Linked DNA regions of Homo sapiens: regions 1 and 2 are each linked to region 3. A link is a contact called in ENCODE Hi-C or POLR2A ChIA-PET data. All regions are on one chromosome and are shown on one strand. The core of a region is the stretch at or near the end of the contact, and the rest is flanking DNA. Distances in the headings are between cores, read along the strand shown.

What was found. Hi-C counts contacts between places; a loop is a spot of excess contacts on that map. ChIA-PET counts read pairs that join two places held with the same protein, here RNA polymerase II (POLR2A). Pooled maps may share reads with other maps.
Region 1: a loop to region 3 is called in a map of gastrocnemius medialis, with 8 times the contacts of the local background. The contact joins two enhancer-like sites. A Hi-C loop is called at or near these places in 7 of 168 maps with a recorded cell type or tissue (PC-3, endothelial cell of hepatic sinusoid, gastrocnemius medialis and 3 more) and 3 of 50 pooled maps. POLR2A ChIA-PET finds 5 or more read pairs at or near these places in 2 of 52 experiments (Panc1 and WTC11).
Region 2: a loop to region 3 is called in a map of psoas muscle, with 2.1 times the contacts of the local background. The contact joins two enhancer-like sites. A Hi-C loop is called at or near these places in 3 of 168 maps with a recorded cell type or tissue (mammary epithelial cell, posterior vena cava and psoas muscle).

Annotation. Positions count from the first base shown.
Region 1 is chr11:17,837,378-17,841,338 of GRCh38, forward strand. All of the region lies in intron 10 of SERGEF (secretion regulating guanine nucleotide exchange factor), which reads right to left. Among named protein-coding and RNA genes, the nearest start is that of KCNC1, 100 kb to the left of the region's middle. Within about 2 kb of position 2,319, at least 3 of the 41 ENCODE cell types and tissues checked have a DNase peak (open chromatin) inside an H3K27ac peak, as active enhancers do; they include gastrocnemius medialis and psoas muscle, where a contact is called at or near this core.
Region 2 is chr11:17,751,969-17,755,906 of GRCh38, forward strand. All of the region lies in intron 1 of KCNC1 (potassium voltage-gated channel subfamily C member 1), which reads left to right. Among named protein-coding and RNA genes, the nearest start is that of KCNC1, 19 kb to the left of the region's middle. Within about 2 kb of position 1,728, at least 3 of the 41 ENCODE cell types and tissues checked have a DNase peak (open chromatin) inside an H3K27ac peak, as active enhancers do; they include psoas muscle, where a contact is called at or near this core.
Region 3 is chr11:17,797,230-17,801,356 of GRCh38, forward strand. The region is part of intron 10 of SERGEF (secretion regulating guanine nucleotide exchange factor); the gene reads right to left. Among named protein-coding and RNA genes, the nearest start is that of KCNC1, 65 kb to the left of the region's middle. Within about 2 kb of position 1,264, at least 6 of the 41 ENCODE cell types and tissues checked have a DNase peak (open chromatin) inside an H3K27ac peak, as active enhancers do; they include gastrocnemius medialis and psoas muscle, where a contact is called at or near this core.

The sequences.
Region 1 (3,961 bases), core at 1,069-3,568, 41 kb after region 3:
TTTGGGTAAAGGGGGACAGATCCCTAACGAATAGTTGGATGCCCTCTGTGGGGAGTGAGTTGTCACTCTATTAGTTCCTGGGAGAGCTACTTGTTAAAAAGAGCCTGGCACCTCCCCTCTCTCTTGCTTCCTGTCTCACCATGTGATCTCTGCATATGTTGGCTCCCCTTTGTCTTCTGTCATGAGTGGAAGCAGCCTGAGGCCCTCACCATAAACCAAGCAGAAGCCGGCGCCATGCTTCTTATACAGCCTGCAGAACTATAAGCCAAGTAAACCTCTTTCTTTTTTTTTTTTTTTTTGAGACAGAGTCTTGCTCTGTCGCCCAAGCTGGAGTACAGTGTGGCACTGTCTTGGCTCACAGCAACCTCTGCTTCCCGGGTTCAAGCGGTTCTCCTGCCTCAGCCTCCTGAGTATCTGGGATCACAGGTGTGTGCTGCCACCACGCCCGGCTAATTTTTGTATTTTTAATAGAGATGGGGGGGTTTCACTATGTTGGTCAGGCTGGTCTTGAACTCGTGACCTTGTGATTCACCCGCCTCGGCCTCCCAAAGTGCTGGGATTACAGGCGTGAGCCACCGTGCCTGGCCAATAAACCTCTTTTCTTTATAAATTACCCAGTCTTAGGTATTCCTTGATACAATCACCAAATAGACGAAGATAGTAACCTTCAGGGCATGCACAACACTAGAAGTCAGAAGACCTGGGTGCCATATGTGGCCTCTCATGAAGCACAACATAACAACACGAAAGAGTCCAGGTAAAATGTCAAAGTAAGGGAAGCAACCTGTTTTTGCCTTAGAGAAAGCTAGGAAAGAAGAAAGCCCTGTGGCTAGAGAGGCCAGGGTAGGCTTTAGCGGTCCAGAACACAGCCCTGGGGCAAATGTCAGGGGTGCAGCATGCCAGGGAAGGATGATGTTTCCTGAACTGGCATAAAACTAAACAGGCGGTATCTGACAGAGAGACTTGAAGTGGCCTCTGGGCAGTAGGGAAGAGTGTGATAGAGAGAGCTATGGAGAGGACTTAAGCATGACCTTAGCTTCCAAATGTATTTAGTGGGGTGCAGTAGAAAGACCACTAGATTAGAAGTCAGAGGAGGAACTAGGGAAAGGAAACAAGTATTGACTGAGCACCTCCTCTATTCCAGGCTCTGTGCTGGGCAGTTTACACACATTATCTCATTCAGCCCTTATCATCACCCTCCCAGGGAGATATTAATATTCTTATTTTATAGAGAAACTGGGGCTCAGACAGGGAAAGCTACTTTAGCACTCTGAATTTCAGGATGCTTATCTGTAAAACCGATAATAATAAAACCCCTCTCACAGGTCTAGTGTGAGAATGAAAACGAGATACGGTGTAGAGCACCTACTACCATGCCAGGTGCTTTGTAAATTCTACTCTAATTATTAATATCAATAACTACTTATAATAACTAGCTTGCACAAGGTCATACAGCTCATGAGTGCCATTGGTGGGATGTAAATGCTGGATGGTGTTTACATTATGTCAGGCTGCCCCTTAGAAGACCAGGATTTGAAAAACAGCCCTGCCAATAATTAGTTGGGTGACCTAAGACAAACTATTGCACCTTGCAGAGCCATGTTCTCTTAATCTGAATAAAAGGGCCAAGAACCCTGCCCTACAGAGCCCACAGGGAGGCTAGGCAGATAAAATAACTGGTAAATACAGAGCTTTATTGTGTACACAGATGGAACCGTGATGACTATGATGGATACCCTGAACAGGGACAAATGTCTTCAAGTTGGAGTGGTTCAGGTATGCTAGATGGTGACATATGAAGCCAGAATTTTGCCTTGGGTGTCAAGGATTTTGCAGGCAGCAAGCAGCCTCTAGTTTACAATGACTATGCTTGCCCCAACAAAAACCTAGTCTGTATCCTCTTAATGCTCCCCATGAAAATAAAAACATTGTGAACCTCCTAAGACACCATCAGAGACACACTTTAGGATTTTATCCAACACATTAGAAAAATAATTCCTCATAAAATCGGCTTTAGTAAAGAGTTGGCATGGGAAAGGGACACAGTCAGAATTCTTCCAGGGGTCAGATTGCAAGAAACATGCCACTCTCAGCACCTGAAAGGATTTCTCTGTAACGAAGACTGAGTTCTTTGGGGAAACTTAAGATGGGTGGGCTGTTTGCTGAGCTGGTGTCAGTCCTCAGGCAGAAAAAGGACAGCGTGTCCCAGCCTACCCCAGGCTGCCAGTGAGCTGACACATGCCCTGAATTTGTGTTCTGTGGAGCAATGAATGTTCTCCCTGTGCAGAGCATGCAAACTCAAGCCATGTGCACACCATCCACGCGCACATGCCACAGGGCTGCCAGCTGATCAGAGGCTCCGAAGCCTTCTCCCCACCTCACATCCTGAGGTGTTGGCTCCTGGACTTAACTCATTTGACCCTCACACACAAAACTCTGCAAGGTATTATAAACCTAATTTTATAGACTAGAAGAGGGAGGTTCAGAGAGCCACCTGCCTAATTTACATAGCTAGAAGAGGTGGAGCTGAGATTTAGCCTAGGTCCTTCTGACTTCAAGGACACATCTGTCCTTGGCAGATTTGCCTAAGGCAGACTTACTTTTCAAGACAGAAAGCAAAGCCAAGAATCAGAGAATCTTAAAGCTGCGATTCTCAGTCCACCATGGGAAGCAGTCCCTCTGTCCCACCTGACATGTGGTCACCTGGCCTCTGCAGGAACATCTGCCCTGACAGGGGCTCACCATCTGCTCCAGTTATAAGAAGTTCTTTGTTCCACTGACATAGAGAATGCCAGCTTCCCCTGAGTGCCTAAACTGGCATAAATATTTCATCACTCACTGCACTGTATTTTAGATACACTACAGGATATTTTAAAGGATACCAGCTCCCTTTTGTGATGGTAATCGCGGTTCCAAATTCATGTGGCTTGTGAGTTTAGATTTTCACAAGGCAAATGTTCTTAAAGCATGTATCTATTTCACATGGGTATTCACAGATCCTATCACATGGTGCCAGGGCTGGATGAGTCACACCTCTGCCCACCACCCCCTTCCTGCCCGCCAGTCCAGCTCTCCTCTGCTGTTCTACAGAAGGACACGAAACCTCCTCTGACACTTCTCTCACCCTCACCTGCTAACCTGGACACAAAGAGTTGCTTTCAGGCAACAAACCAGAACACATAGCAGTGGTAAGGTGGGGTGGCTCAGAGTGCCCAGCTGAGCCCTGTTCAAAGTGGAGAACTGATGTAGTTACTGTCTAGGGAGACTGCAGAAGAGAGGCCCCCAAAGACAGATTGAAGAGTTGCAGCTGCAGAAGAAGCCCCTGACAAGCCAACCCCCTGAACTCAAGGACAGGTTCCCTTGATGAAAAGTCAGCAGCTCAGCATCCTAGAGATTTAGTATTCTCTAAAATCACAAGAACAGCAAAGCCAGATGGGTTCTGGGGCTGTCGCTTCTGAAGTACCACGGGTCCTTTCTGACTTGACATTGTGTCTACCATATAGTAGATATATATTAATAGCAAATATCTTAATAAATAAAAGCACACATGTCAAACACAAATATCTCAATCACAGATTTGGAAAAACATCTCAAACAACATGCATCAATATCTAAATTGTTTCCCCTAAAGCAGCAGAGTCTCTCCCCAGACTGTTCCTGTTCCTTCTTAGGCTGAATTCTCCCTTTTCAGGATACTCTGGTAAGGAAATAGAACCACAAGGGTGGGAAGCAAACCATGAGTCCTCAGGCCAGCTACCAAACAAGGCTGACCCCCAGAGAGGCTGGATCTGGGTCACATTTCTCGGGGCATCCTAAGGCCATTGTGGCCTACCCTTGGTGGCCATGGGCATGGAATATCCATACCCAGATGTCTAAAAGGCACCTCTAGTGCAGTGTGTTCAAATTCAGATCAGATCTTCCTCTCCAAACCTGTTCACCTTCTACTGTTTATTTTTAGCTT
Region 2 (3,938 bases), core at 478-2,977, 45 kb before region 3:
TGCAGAGAAGGTGCTGAGGAGGGGGCCCTCCTGAGGCCGCAGAAGACCCTGGCTCAGGTATACCAGGATCGACCATCTTCCCACCGCTTTTTGCTATCAACCCCCAGGTGTTAGCCATGAACTCCAAGGCTTTAGTTCTAATTGCTTGTGGACCAGTGAAGGGACCACAGGCATAGGTGGCCAATGTTGAGCTTGGTGGAGCCTGGATGCTTAGATGCTTCTGGCCTGGAGCAGATTCTTCCAGCTGGAGCTAAGTCTCTCCATTTGCACAAGGCACAGCACTGTGAGCTCCAGGCTCCCTCCAAAGCCCTGATCTAGCATTCCCCAGCACCAAGCTGCACCCCCCACACATATACACTGGCCCGGCGATCTCCCTGGGAAACCAGGTCCCGATGAGAGTGGCTGGTGTGCCGCTAACTGCTCATTACAGTCACGGCTGCAGCTAAGTATAGCTCCAGCACACACAAGACTAAGACAACAAGGGAACGTCTTCCCATAAAAAAGCTCCACATGCAAACATGCAGACATCTGCACACACAGGCTCCCCACCCTCGTGCAAACTCATGGCCTTGCACACACATGAATGCATACTTGCACCAATGCAAAGCTTTATCATTTATTTACTCAGTCATTCAATAAATGTTTGTCAGGGGGCCAGTAGAGTGGTTAAGTGCATGTGTTCTGGAGTCAGACAAAATTGGGTTTCAAATTCTACCTCCCTCACTTCCCGGTTGTATGACCATGGACAACTTAACCTCTCTGAGCCTCAGTTTCCTTCTTTATAAAATTGGGGTGGTGGCCACCTTGTGGACCAGTGGTGTAAAGGTAAATGAGATGGGGGCATGTCAGAGCGCTTAGAATAGGCCTGGCTCAGAATGTGTCAGTACGTGGTAGCTGCCTTCATCATTACTGTTGAGTACCTACTGTGTGCCCAGTTCTGCACTCTTATTTCTGGAGATGGTTGTGAAAAGTAGTGCCTGGTGCATAATAGGCATTCAGTAAATGTTTGATGATGGAATGAATGAACAAATGAATGAAAGCTGCATAGATGGGTGGCTGAAGGTCCTCAGAGCTTTCTTCTTTCAGGAGGAATTCACCCTCCGTTGACTTGCATGCAGGCTGTGTCTCCGATAAGATCTAGATGTTCTTGTGGGTAACACAGGGATTCCAGAGATAGAACAGGAACCCGAAGGTGTCTGGGCCACCCCTCATTTTGCAGATGGGGAAACGGCAGTGCAGAGAGGCAGCAAGGAGCAGGCATTGTCCCATGCCAGTCAGTAGTCAGTGGCCGGAGCCCAAGGCTGCCACCTTGAGCCATCCTAGCACAGTGGCCTAGCATAGCAGGTGGTGCCTGGTCAAGCTGCAGCCCCTGAGCCCCAGGCAGCTGGAGTCTGGAGCCTGGAGAATGCTCAGGCTACAGTCCTGGTCCCGGCTTGGACAGCCACAGGAATCATGCAGTCACACATCAGTCAGATCCCTGGCTGGGCTGTCAGTCAGGCTGGGGCCTCTGGCCGGCACTAGGCAGGGTTCCATCTGCCAGGGAAGGGACTTGGGTCTAGCCTGGGTACAAAACAATCTTCAGGATTTGAAGGTCCTGTCATCGTTCCCGACCTTTGAATAAACCAGCCGCTAAACTGCCTGGGCCATCTCCTCCCATTGCGCCTCTTCAAAAAGAAATTGACATTTCCTGGTGCTTTTTTAAGCCCAGGCTGGCTGGGCCAGGCCCCGGCGTGGGGGGTGGGGAGGGGGCGGGTGGCAATGGGAGTCACACAGCCTGAGTCTCTCCTCACCTTGAGTGATCTCAAGACGCTGGGAATAGACATGGTCTCATCTCCTCACCATGTGTCCCAGATTCCAATTCCGATGCCCAGATTCCAGATTCGCCACTCCAGTGCCCGCATCCAGGTTTTGAATTCCACAATCCAGTGCCAGTTCTGCCCCGTAGACAGGACTCAGGCTGTTGGACTACATCATGAGCGCCTTCAGCTGGCCTGTCTGCTGGGAGGGAAGGATGTATCTGCCCTCTCTCTGGAAAGGAACTCTGTGACCTTGTGCGCACTCTCCATGAATGACATGCATCACTCATGTTCATGGCTGGTGGGGATTCAGGCCTTTGTTCACTGATTGTGCCCATTGTCAAGGAGATGAAAGTGATTGTGCCTGCTGCCAGTGTAGACATGAGTCTGCTTTCAATGAATGCACTCATTGCCAGTGTAGATACGGCTCTGCTCTCAATCACTGTGCCCACTGCCAGTGTAATAAACACTCTGTGCAAAGATCAAGGATGCCCATTGCCAATGAGAGCATAGCTGAAAGATCAGTGATCATGTCTATGGCTGGTTGAGTCACAGATTGGTGTATGGAGATTATCTTTTTACCAGTGTAGCGCTTCCGTTACTGTGGTCAGTGCCCATGTAAATGCAACTCTGAAATCAACGATTGTGTACATTGCCAGGGTAGACGCAGATGTGGTATCATTGAATCAGTGACTGCCCATATTGACAAGGGGCAGCAAGCACCAGCCGCCGGGGGCTCACTTCTGAAGGAGGCTGCAGGGAGTAAACCATTGTGCCCATTATGCAACTAGAGGGAGTGAGGCAAGTGGACATAGGACCCATGTCCACGACCTTCTTTCCACAGAGGAAACCTATGCTTGTGCTCCCCATTTCCTGGAGGAAGGAGCCTCCTTTCCCCTACTAGTTGGAGTGTTTGGCTGGGTCTTTGAGGCAGGGCCACCCTGACCCTCAGATTCAGCCACCTCATGGACCTTACATTCTAGAGGGGGAAGAGAGTCAAACAACAAACATGAACACTAAGTAAATTAGACAGTGTCAATGCCAACACGCAGCCAACTGGATACTTACAACAGAGACCTGATTTCAAATCCTGCTGCCACTTCTGAGTTACGTGGGATTTTCTCGCACATCTTAACCACTCTAAACCTCAATTTTCTTATTTTCTTATAGGTAAATTATACCTTGATAAAGCTGAGGAAAGTTGGCATCTTAGATGATCTGTGCTGGGGGGAACAGCAGAGTAAGGAAAACCAGATTTTCCTTACTGGAGGTGTTGGTTGAGACTTGAAATAGGGTGGTCAGAAGCACCCTCTTGGGGTGCCATGAGGCAGTGAAGGGGTAAGCCATAGGCGTACCTGGGGAAAGGCGTTCTAGGCAGAAGGAACAGCCAGTGCAAGAGCATGGAGGCAGGCGTGTGTCTGGCATATTTGAGGAACATGTTTGAGGAGGCAGATGTGAAGATGATGGTAGCAGGGAGGAGTTTGGGGAGATAATGGATGACCAGATCAAGTCGGATCTGCAAGCCATTGAGAAGACCTTTGCTCCTCCTCTGAGAGAAATAGGGCGCCAGTGCAGGATTCTGAGCAGAGAAATGACACAGTTCGATTCATGTTTTAAAAGCTGTGTTGAAAACAGTCCTAGCGCACCAGGAATGTTGGAACCTGGGAGACCAGTTAAGAGACTGGTCTATTACCATGACCCGGGGGGAAAGGATGATGGCTGGGACATGGGTGGTCACAGCAGTGATGGGAAGGGCTCAGATGCTGGGTCTATTTTTCAAGCAGAGCCACGAGGATTTCCTTACAGATTAAATGTGAGATGTGACAGAAAGAGATGTGTCAAGGATGACTCCAAGGTTTTTGGCAAGAATGTCCTGGAAGGATGGAGACACTCTCTCATGAGATGGAGAGGCTGCAGGGGGTGGGGGTGGCACAGGAGTTCAGTTGACGTGTTGAGTTTGAAAGAGCTGGTAGAATTCCATCTGGAGATGCCAGGGAGTTGGATGCTGGAGTCCTGAGTTCAGGGGAAGGGCTGGGCTGGAGATAAGCCTTTGAGAGTGTGCTGTTTATGGGTATTTGAATGATGGTGGCCTTTAAGTCATAAAACTGGGTTAACCACTAAGGATGTGAGTGTAGATGAAGA
Region 3 (4,127 bases), core at 14-2,513:
GAATCCTTCAGTGGCTTCTCCTGTTACTCAGAATAAACAACAGCGGGTCTCCAGCTCCTTCTCTAACATCATGTTCTATCATGATCCACTCTGCTAACATCACCATAGTGACACTGACTTTCTTACTGTTCCTCAAACAGTACTTGCCTCAGGACCTTTGCACTTATTGTTCCTGCTATCTGGAATGCTCTTGGCCCTGACAGCCACAGGTTCATTCCTTCATGTTGTTCAGGTATTTGTGAGAGTCCCACCTTATTTGAGAGGCCTTCCCTGACAACTTTATATGAAATAGCAGTCTACCCCTACTCCCGTCTTATCTCTTCACCTGCTCTATTTTTCTTCATTTTTTTTTTACAGTTTATTTATTTTATGATCTCTCTCTCCTAACAAAACACAAGCTCTTTGAGAGTTAGGTACTCTGTTTTGTTTGCTGCTATATCCCAGTACCTGAAACAGTGCTTGGCATAGGTTAGCGCTCAATGCTGTTGTGTGAATGAAAGGACAAATGAATGAATGGCAGTGAGAGAATGGAGCTGCTTCTTCTCTCTTAGAGGGCCAAAAGGGAACCCATGGATGTGGAAAGCAGCAGCCATGGGCACGGCAATTGTAGCTCGCTATCAGGAAGAACGCTGCAATGACTGGAAGACTGCTCTGGAACATAGCTGGTGCTCTGCCACAGGTCCTGAGCCCCCAGGACAGTCCCACAGTGGGCAGAGGCTGGGCTGAGACAAACCAAAAGTCCTTCCAATCCTGGAGAATTTGTGTGGTGGTGTGTGTGGATATGGAAGTGTGTAAGAAAGAGAAGGAAGGTGGACACAGAAGAGGAGAGTGGGCAGATACACGCTCCCCAGGCTGGCTCCTTCAAACCAGACAAAAGAAAGGCCTTGGCTCAAGTGATAAATAAGTGTGTTGAATTGATGGGTTCTAAGCTGCAAGGCTAGGACTGCTCTGGAACCTCTTCTAGAACCCCCTTGCTCAAAAGGTTGCCCAGTTCTCTCTGTCAATCACTTTCCCTCTACATAGGAGGAAACTGAGGCCCACAGTGGGGCAATGCCATGCAAAGGTCCCCACTGGCCTACCTCCCCGCTCCTCTCAACCACCCCCTGGCATCACTGCAGGCACCTCATCTGACAGCAGCCCAGTGAGGCACGTATTGGATCAACACTGCATGGAAGAGAAAACTGCATTTGGGTGCGGTTCAGAAACAGCCAAGCTGGGACAGGCAGAGGCCAGCCCTCCCCACCCCCAGCCCCAGGAGTAGGAGGCTGCTGAGGCTGCTGTGGACACATTTCCTCAGTCACCTGCAGTGAGAGCGTGCTGTGGCACGTTGGCTCCAGTGGGTGACTATTCTTAGATCTAGGGAGCTATGATGACGGATTTAGAACTTACAAGGTGGAAACATGTTGGCCTGTTTTATAAACAACTGAAATCCTCCCTACAGACTGTCTTTCTGAATTCTGTGTTCTCTCAGAACTGCTGGCTTTCTGGGCTTATTGGCTGCCTTGCGAGAGGGGGCAGAAAGAGAAACTAACCCTCTTGAGGGCCTACTATGATCACATATGGCGTTATGGGCTTTTGTATCACCCATCTCATTTAACAGCTCTGGGAAGAAGATATTTTGGTCACACTCTGTGGATGAGGAAACAGGCTGGGAGAGGTCCAGAAGCAAGCACACCCTGTGATGTGGTACAAGAGTGAGGCTGTGGACCAGCAGGTCTGCTGTGGAGCCTGGTGCTGCCAAAAGAAAGGTGGCCCTGGCAGATGGAGCAGCAAGGGCATGCACACAGCACCTTCGGATCTGAATCCCTTCAGGTGTTGCTCTCCTGTCCTCCAAGATTTCTTCAATCCTGGTGATACCTCCTCCCTCTGTATGACCTGGTAGCTTGTCCCCATTGCCTACCAGGGCCCCCTCAGCAGATTCTCAGTCATCATCATCCCTCTAGAAGTATGGTACCCAGAGCTGGCTGAGGTCCAGAGATGAAGGGCCCACCAAGATGCACACATAGTCCCCAAGGTTCCACCTCTGTTAGCTTAGCCTGAGGCCACATTCGCTGCTTTGGAGGCCAAGTCCACTTCCCCTTGCTGAACCCGCGGCCTGCAAAAACTCTTAAACAGTTTCTGGAGGACTTGTTCTCCTATCTCTTACCTGGCCTGGCCCGTATGCTGGTGGTTTAGACCTGGCTGGGACTTTCAGGTTGTTTCCATTAAAAGTCATCTTATTAAATGAACATGCCAATCTCCGAGGGGCACTAGCAGAGGGGTGGAGGAATGGATGCCATTCTGGGACCAGGAGCAGCTGCACTGTTGCCATTCCTGAAGCCTGGTCACCACCAGAGCCTCCTTACCTTGCTCTCCTCAAGCCTGTTTGGGAATCACCAGTGTGCAGAAGAGGAAGCTAGGGAATTGGGGCAATAGTGGAGGTGGTAGTAAGAAGGTCTGCTCTGGAATCCAGTGGCAGGTCCAGAAGAATCCACATGCAGGAAGATTAGGGTACTAGAGTTCACATGGGGACGGATGACACAAATCTGAGACAGAATTCTCCCTAGAAGTTCCAATCACTGAATAAATATTGTACCTACTTAGTATCTGGTCCGTGTCTGGTGCTATGCCCAATTCAGTTCAATTCATTTTGTACACATCAACTAGGCTCCCACAAAGCCCAAGTGCTGGGTTAGAGAGCTGAGCGTCCATCCCACAGTGACAGCACAGGGAGATGAGGTCCTGGAAAGATTTGCTCAGGAAGACCAGGCAGTGGCTAATTCCTGAGATGGATCAAACCCCGAAGGGAAGAGAGTCTTTCTCTTATTTATCTTTTTTTTTCTAAACAGTAAAATTTTATTAAACTTCTTGTCAATAAAAATTATTACAATACAAAATAGGAGAAAACTAATGGGTTAATACTTTTAATATATATTAATGAATTTTTTTCCTTTTAAATAGACTATTTTTTAAGAGAAAATGTAGGTTCATAGTAAAATTAAGCAGAAAGTATGGACAGTTCCCATAATACTTCCTGCCTCTACTTACTTCATAGCCTTCCCCACCAACATCCCGCACCACTGACACACCATTGGCGCTCAAAGTGGGTGGTTTACATTATGGATGATCTTGGTGTTGTACATTATACGGGTTTGACAAATGTATAATGACATGGATCCACCTAATTATAAGGTCATACTGAATAGTTTTGCTGCCCTAAAAATCCTCTGTGTTTTGCATACTTATTTATCTTTTCATCTGCCAGAGTTGCAGAATAAATGAGTGGAAGAATAGTTATAGAGTGCCAATAATATTCAAGCAGTTGCAGAGAATATAGCACCAAACAACACACAAGGTCCCTGTCCTCAAGGGGCTTATACTCTAATGGGAGAAACAACAAGCAAGTAGTCATACAATTCAACAGAATGCAGCTAGTAATATGAGTTATAAAAAAACAGTATATGATTTAGAAGGGCAGGTAGTTGGGAAGTCCTCCCCAATAATGTGGCCCCTGAGTTGCGACCTGTAGGACAAGAAGGAGCCAGCCATATCTGTGGGAAGAACTTGGCAGGCAGAAGAAATGACAATACAAAGGCTGGAAGGAGGAAGGCATTTTGCCAGTTCCAGATATAGCAAGGAGGGTGACCACGTGTGTCTGGGGCCAAGTGAGCCAAGGGAGAGGCAGGCCTTAAAATTGAAGGGGAAGGCCGGGCACGGTGGCTCACACCTGTAATCCCAGCACTTTGGGAGGCCGAGGCGGGTGGATCACGAGGTCAGGAGATCAAGACCATCCTGGCTAACACGGTGAAAGCCTGTCTCTACTAAAAATACAAAAAATTAGCCGGGCGTGGTGGTGGGCGCCTGTAGTCCCAGCTACTCGGGAGGCTGAGGCAGGAGAACGGCGTGAACCTGGGAGGCGGAGCTTGCAGTGAGCCGAGATAGCGCCACTGCACTCCGGCCTGGGCGAAAGAGCGAGACTCCGTCTCAAAAAAAAAAAAAAGAAAGAAAAAAAAATTCAAGGGGAAGCAGGGCCTTGGGATGCCAGGTGAGGAGTTAGAAGTTTGAGAATGCTGAGAAGCTAGAGAGGGTTTTAAGCAGGGAATGACAAATTCTGATTTACATTTGAAAAGGCTGCTCTCTGAAGGCTG